Linked DNA regions of Mus musculus: all the other regions are linked to region 3. A link is a loop called in an ENCODE intact Hi-C map of the cell type or tissue named here. Cell type or tissue: left cerebral cortex. All regions are shown on one strand. Region 1 has its middle 6.0 kb from the start of Gm46115. Region 2 has its middle 16 kb from the start of Trcg1. Region 3 holds the start of Snx33 (sorting nexin 33).

Region 1 (2,500 bases), 280 kb after region 3:
CCGAAATACCTGTTGTCTAGTACTTGAATCCTCTTGTTTTATCTGTTGTAGCTACACCATCTTGATTGAATGGTTTAGTTAAGTTTGGAGCAGCACTGTCTGTCATAGTAGGTTTTAATTTTTCCAGTCGCTTTCTCAGTCTCTCCTTGGCTGATAGGGAACAAATGGCTCTTGTTTTTTGTTGGGGCCCAAGCAAAGCCCCTTAGACAGTTTTCTGACCATAAGGAATTGCCTCTAATATCTCTGGATGAACTACATTCATAAGCGTTGTGTGCCCATCTTCTGCATCTTTTACATATTCCAGGGTTATCATTTTTAAAAAATTTGTTTATTATAAAATGTGAGTACACTGTCTGCAGGCACATCAGAAGAGGGCATCAGATCCCATTACAGATGGTTGTGAGCCACCATGTGGTTGCTGGGAATTGAACTCAGGACCTCTGGAACAGCAGTCAGTGCTCTTAACCTCTGTGCCATCTCTCCAGCCCCCTAGGGACATTCATTAGAGAAAAATGTATCCTGTTTGCTCACAGTCCTTTAGGAGCTGGCTTGGTTCTCCACAGCCATAGCATTGGACAGCCTGAGCTCTCATATCTTCTGCCATTGTCTGTCCATCCACAACTAAATTGTAAGCATTACATCCAATATCTGAAGTAGTTTTAATCCACTCATAAATAGGTACAGATCGGGTACCAGAGATGGCTCAGTGGTTAAGAGCACTGACTGCCCTTCCGAAGTTCCTGAGTTCAAATCCCAGCAACCACATGGTGGTGGCTCACAACCATCTGTAATGAGATCTGACACCCTCTTCTGGTGTGTCTGAAGACAGCTACAGTGTACTTACATATATATAATAATAATAAAATAAATCTTTAAAAAATTGGTACAGATCTGGCTCTTAAAGATCTAACAGTCTTTTTGCATTCAGCATTAGCTTTCTCAGAAGCAAAAGACTCAATTATTTCTCTAGCATCTGTATCTGATATTGCTCTATTTAGAGCTGAAGTTAATCTTTGTTTTTTTTAAAAAAAAAAAGAAGTCAGCCAAAGGGTTTGTCTGAACCCTGGGTTATCTTTGTAAATGATCCAGATCATTTTCCCTTGTTCAACCTTGTCCCAAGCATTTAAATGACATTACTTTAAGGTGGCATCAAAAAAAACATAATTTGTACTCTAGTTCAGAATATTAACCTCCACCTAGCAACTGATCCTTGACAATATTAATATCTCTAGTTTGATTCTGTTGCTCCATAACTGAAGCCTCATCTGTCTACCATGTCAGCCACCGTAGTTGAGGGCCAGGTTCTAACATGGATGACATCAAATCTCTCTAATCTTTTGGAATTATACAATTTTTGCATGGCCCAGTTATTATCTGTTTCACGTAGGGTGAATGCATGCTATAAGACATTATTGCTTCATTAAGTCTTTTTAAGTCTAGTATTTCTATAGGCTGCCAGCAGCCAAATACTTCAAGCCAGTATGATTTCTCTCTCCTGGAGCTACTTCTCTTACAGTAACTGGAAAATTAGTTGTGGGTTTTCTAATGGGCCATCCTGTAGGTGGCGCCGTGGGCTCAAGATTGGATTTGTCTGAAGGTTTCTTTATTCTTATCTACAGGATCCTCTAATCTCTGTTCTATCACTTTTAATCTGGAATTCCATTTCTCAATCTTCTCCTTATCAAAGTCTGCTTTATTCTGATCTTTCCTTAAAGAGAGCATTGAAAATTGTGGTCATTACCAAACATATATTTCTATGCTGATATATGAAATAAAATTATACCGGGTCCACTTGCCCTCTGCCATTGTATATTCCACATCTTAACAAAATATATTTTCAGTTTTAATCTAATTCTCTCCTTCCTTCAGAGACTTGACTTTATTATTCTCAAACTAAATATTTCCCTTATTTCAACAGCAAAGTACACTTCTAACTGTTTCTACTTGTTTCTTTTACTGCTTTCAAACTTAATCCATTACCAGTTCAGAAGCTTGAGCCTGCAGCTTCTCAGTCAGACAGCAAATTCCTGAAAGTTCTCTCTCCGTGGGGCAGCAAGCTCCTCAAGCTAGCAGACACACCTTCTCACAATAACCGCAGTAAGTATTTAATTAACGCTTGCTTCCAATTTGGTTCAAAATTTTGGAACTGGTCTTTCTATCACAAATTTAACAGTTCTCTTCCCCCTTTCCTACTATACATACTTATGTGTGTACATGTATATGTATTATTTTATATATATAGTATATTACATATGTGTATTATATATACATAAATGTATAATATATGTATATTTTGAAGTATTTTGTATATTGCATATATTGTGTGTGTGTGTGTGTGTGTGTGTGTGTGTGTGTGTGTGTGTGTGTGTGTGTTTGGAGAAGGACATAGATCAGGTCACATGGGCTTCGCCCTCAGGATTCCAACTCTTGATAATGAGCAGTTAAGCAGTTCTCATAACCTTTAGGACAAAGATACATTGTATAACAATTTATGGCTCAT
Region 2 (2,500 bases), 290 kb after region 3:
CAGCCTCCTCTTTTGCAAGAGCCACACCTGAAGGACTCTCATCCCTGGTCCGGGACTGGAGGTCACAGAGCATCATCAAGGGCTCCAGAACCCCACACACAGCAGATACACTGTAAAGCTGCTCAGCTTTCCACAGCTGGTCTGGGAAAGAGATCTGGAGCCTCTAGTTTAGGGTACCTGAAACATGGAAAGTGGGGGGAGGGTGATGTGCTGTATTTACTGCTGTCCCCCTTAGTGCTATCAGAGAGAAAAGGACCCAGGGAGAGGCAATGACACCAACACAGGAGTTACCACACCAACACAGGAGTTACCATGGGTCAAAATGGGGCATATGTGGAAGGGGGTGAGGGGGGCGGGGGGAGGTAGAGGTGAGAGTAGTTTCCCTGGGATCTACTAGGGACCCATGAAGGGCAGCTTCTGAAGGGGAAGCATGCAGGAAATGGCGCAGAGAACCATGGGAGAGGGAGTGCGTGGGTCCTGTTGACAGGCTGACTGGGCTTGTGAAAGAGGTTCTTTCAGATGACTGCCCCTTAGTTCCAGTCCCCAGGACTGATTCTTAGCCCAGCCTAGCTTAGGAAAGAGACCTCGGTCTCAGGAAGCTAAGTGTGGCTGGCACAGGACGGCCACAGCAGGTAGGCAGCACATCTGGTCCTAAGTAGAGAGTAGGTATCACGGCTTTGTCTACGTCATGGGTTCCAGGACAGCCAGGGCCCCCGCAGAGAAACCCTGTCTCAAAAAACAAAAACAAAAACAAAAAAAAAACAAAAAAAAACAAACTAAACCAAACAAACAGAGGTGGAGGATACCCCCAGAACCCACAGAGACACTGCAGCAGGCTGAAGTGGGAGCCGGGGAGGGGGGGGGGGGAGATAGTGGGTGAATATTCACCTTCCTTTTAGCCAGGAAGAAACTGGATAGCCAGAAACTTGGTCTCTTCCTGCCCTCTGGTGGCGCTATGATAGAACGACAAGCCCAGGTAAGGGAGAACAGAAGGTAGCAACGGCTATTGGCACAATGGTCTTTGGCCACCAACTATCTCTATCCATGTCAGCCCAAGGGAGCAAGCTACTCATCTGCCCCGAAGCCCTTGATCCTGCCTCTAGCACTTTTCCCAGGTCGGGGATGCTTCCTCCTCTCAGCTGGGCCTGAGTCATTTACCAAGCTGCAGACTGTATAGGACCCATGGTTACCAGATTTCCACACTCTCCCCTGCCTCAGTCAGCCTGACCTTCCCAGATGAATGGGGGAGTGCACTGGGATTCAAAGTGACAGGGGCAGAGGGACCCTGAAAAAGATGCTGAAGAAACCCTCATTCCAACCCTAGGTTACAGAAGAAATCGGGACCCAATAAGAATACCAAGCTGGGGATGGGGGGGGGGGTTGGGGGGCGCATAAAGTGGCCAGTCCAAGGCAGGAACAGCATTCTGACTCCATGCACCCCCTTGGCACCTTTGCTTTCTTTTCTTACTCCCCTGTGGCCCACTGCCACCACTGCCACCTGACTCCCAAATTCCATTAACTTATGCCCAGAAAGAAGGATGCCTGGGCTTTCATACTGGATCAGACTGGCTTTGACTTCAGCAGCTCAGCCTAAGCTCTCCAGCCCTCAGATGTGCCACAGGACTGTTATAAGGAGAACAAGCTGAGTCTTGGGGGAGTTAAAGCTGGGCGTCCCTCTTTCCTGTGCCTCTGCTGTTCTCCTACCTGCTTCCAAGCACACGCAGCTTGCCATTGATGAAGGCCACTGCTTGGGCCAGCAAATATCCCCAGGACTCAGACTCTAAATGGAAGCTGGCTGTCATTGCCATAAACAACTGAACACGTGTATCCAGCAGGAACAGTTGCTGTGAAGAAATTAAATTGTGGAGCACAGATGGGGAAAGTTGAGGTATCCCTCAGAGTATTGAAACATAGCCCTCAGCCACGTGACTGGACCACACAGTGTACAGGGACAGAGGGGCAGAGATGAAGGAAGATGAAGGTAATCCAGATTCTCTCGAGCCGTGTCCTGGGGACAGCCAGGTCAGTGTGGCCAGAGCAGAAAGAGGGGCAGACACCAGAATAGGCTGGTGAGATGGCTTAGCAGGTAAGCACTGACTGCTCTTCCAGAGGTCCTGAGTTCAAATCCCAGCAACCACATGGTGGCTCACAACCACCTGTAATGGGACCTGACACCCTCTTCTGGTGCGTCTAAAGACAGCTACAGTGTACTTATGTATAATAATAAATAAATCTTTGGGCCTGAGTGAGCAGGGTTGATCAGAGCAAGCAAGAACAACCAGAGTGAGCAGAGGTCCTAAAAATTTCAATTCCCAACAACCACATGAAGGCTACAGTGTGTACTCAAATCATAAAATAAATAAATAAATAAATCTTTCTTTAAATACCCCTTCTCCCAGCTACTCAGGGTCGAACTCCTTTACCCCTGTGTGGGATACGAGTCTCGGCCCCAGCATGCTGGTTCCTATCAATAAACCTCATGTGCTTGCAGCAAGGACAG
Region 3 (2,500 bases):
GATTTACCCTCAGACCACGGTCCCAGGAACGCAGGCAAGGTTCTGCCTCCTCTGGCTCTCCGTTCTTACTGGCTCCGGCTTTGGGAGGCTCTCACATTCTTCTGGAGATCTGCTCCTTCCTCCTTCCTCTCTCCTCCCGGGCCACCGCGTCTTCAAGAATCCAGAAAATTCAAGAGGGGCAAAGAGAATAACAGCAGAGTCCTGAACCAATTCCAAGGGTGGATGTGTCCGGCCTCCAAAAGAGCCAGGCCAGGAAAACAAGGGCCAAAGCTTGCACAACCGGCTGAAAACTACTCGACCCAGGGGGTGCGACCCCGTCTCGCTAGCTCTGGTGCCCTCTTCCCGCCCTGCAAATGGCCAGCCCCCGCCCCCAGATAACAAGGGGGGGCGCGACAAGCAGCGCAAAGAACTTCTGGCCTCTTTCACTCAGTGCCTCTTTTGTTTGCCTAATTCCTCGGCAGTTTCAGAGTATGAAGCTGACCCGGATCAGAGTCTCAGAACCCCTGTCCAGAAGTAACGCTAGGAGAAACCTCCACCATCACCACCCCCCGCCCCTGATGTGCCCCGGAACACTCAACAGCAGTCAGTAGATAGAGCTCTGTCGAACAGATGGCGTAGTCGGGTGTTTGTCAGTCCGTCCGTAGGTTCGTTCTCCGCGATGCCCTCTGGATCCGACCCGAGAGGGACTAGCTGAGCCCCAGCTTCTTGCCTCTTTGCCCCTCACTCGCAGCCCTTCAGCGCTGCCAGCAGGAAGCCAAGTCCAAAACAAACATTCACCCTCCCTTCAAAAAACTAAAAAGAAAAAGAAAAAAGAAAAAGAAAGAAAGAAAAGAGAAGGGGGGAGGAGTCCAGGAGATGGCGTTCCGAGGAAGGAGGCTAAAGCAGTAGGGGAGGTGAGGGGTGGAGAGAGAGGGAGGGAGGTATGAGGGAGGGAAAGCAGGCTACGGAATTCAACAAACTCTACCGCACTTCCGTGCGTCCTGGCCGGTCAGGGACCGCACAGCTCCGCCCTCCCGCGGCCAGGGTGCCACCGCCGGCCTTCCGCTCACTTTCCTTCTGGCGGGCGCCCTCCCTCTCTCCGGTTCAGTCCCGGTGGCCGGGATCCAGGAAATGGACCCGGGAGTCGGGGAGCTGCGAGCTTTCAGCAGCCCAGTTGCCGGCGCCCAGAGCCGCTTCTCGCTCGGATTGGATCGCCGCGTGGGGGAGCTCGCCAGCCGCCTTCGAGCTTCGCCTCCTGGACTTGGTCATCCATCTGCCTTTTCCGTGACGCAAGTGCAGGAAAACTCCGAAAGTTTGCGGAGCGCAGTGGCAAGGAGGGAGCTATAAAGGCTAGGAGAACCGCCTCGGCTGCAGGGGAGCAGAGCTGCGGACTCCCTTTTCCCAACCTCCTTTCCCGCCACGCGTACTTCGATCTGTCTAGGGGCTAACACAGCTCCCGGGTTGTTCTCAGATGGTGTAGGCAGCAAATTGTGACCCTGGTATCCCGCAGGTGATAACCGATGCTGTAAGCAAGATAGGGAGAGGAGCCCTCCTGCCTTCCGCAGCTCCCAGAGTGTGGGGGTGGGGTGCCAAAGACCATGTAACTTCTTCAGTGACAAGTTGCAAGTTTAGGCACAGGCGGGTTCTGGGTTGCTTTGTCCTTTCGCGGGAGCCAGATCTTCCTTCCAGGCCAGCAGCAAATAGCAAGGAGAGAGGAGTGGTCTGGTAAATAGCCTTTAGGCTTCCAGGATTCGACCCTCCACATTAGGCAAAACTAGGTGTACTAAAGACAGGAGTTGTGCTGAACTCTGGAGCGAATATAACAGCTGGATTGCTGCTGTGGTTTTTAATTCACACTGTCTGTCCCATCATTAAGTTTATATTCCAAACAACAAATTAACCGAAACTAAGATTATCGTCTGGAAGGTCATAAGTATCTTCACAGAGAAGCAAGATGTTCCAGCCTAGTGTGGCCAGTGTCGTGCAAAATGCTTGGGAAGGCACTGATCCCAGCCTAAGTGGAACACATATCAAGAACCTTCCAAGCCGTGGTCACCCATTCCTTCAGTCCCAGCACTAACAGAGACAGGCAGATCTCATGAGTTTGAGGCCAGCCTGGTCTACAAAATGAGTTCCAGAAAGCTAGGGATACATAGAAAACCCCTGCCTCTCTGTCTTGTCTCTGTCTGTCTCTCTTTGTTTTTCTCTCTCTGTCACACACACACACACACACACACACACACACACACACACACACACGCACGCACACACACACACCTCCTCTTCCTCTTGGAGCCCTAGAGCCTTATTTACCCAATCTTGCTAGGGCTTCCTACCTCCAGGTTACTATTGTTCTTACTTATTGCTGATTAACTGGTATAAAGTAGTGCTGCTGAAGGTTGGGACATTTGGCTGTTTTGAGGGTCATGACTCCTAGACCTCTGACTCCAAAACTCATAAACTTTGACTCCCTATGAAGGATAACAGCTGGTCGTGATGACACACACGGGAGACTGAGTGA

The links. A loop is a pair of places that touch in the nucleus more often than their neighbours do. Peaks named below come from ENCODE experiments on the same cell type or tissue, not always from the same donor. Only the 100,000 strongest peaks of a DNase experiment are listed, where the experiment ranks them.
Region 1: it touches region 3 in a loop (2.6-fold over the local background); 2 of 42 quality-filtered maps call a loop at or near these places.
Region 2: a loop joins it to region 3, with 2.2 times the contacts of the local background. A loop is called at or near these places in 2 of 42 quality-filtered maps.

Annotation. Positions count from the first base shown.
Region 1 is chr9:57,207,931-57,210,430 of GRCm38, forward strand. No RefSeq gene overlaps it. Among named protein-coding and RNA genes, the nearest start is that of Gm46115, 6.0 kb to the left of the region's middle. In left cerebral cortex, a CTCF peak has its summit at 1,552 (motif pointing right); a DNase peak (open chromatin) is centred at 1,554.
Region 2 is chr9:57,219,576-57,222,075 of GRCm38, forward strand. No RefSeq gene overlaps it. Among named protein-coding and RNA genes, the nearest start is that of Trcg1, 16 kb to the right of the region's middle. In left cerebral cortex, a CTCF peak has its summit at 962 (motif pointing left); a DNase peak (open chromatin) is centred at 959.
Region 3 is chr9:56,927,194-56,929,693 of GRCm38, forward strand. It overlaps Snx33 (sorting nexin 33), which reads right to left and starts at 1,178. Exons shown (of 2, transcript NM_175483.5): 1 at 1-1,178. In left cerebral cortex, a CTCF peak has its summit at 1,196; DNase peaks (open chromatin) are centred at 326 and 1,202; H3K4me3 peaks cover 1,817 bases; H3K27ac peaks cover 1,588 bases.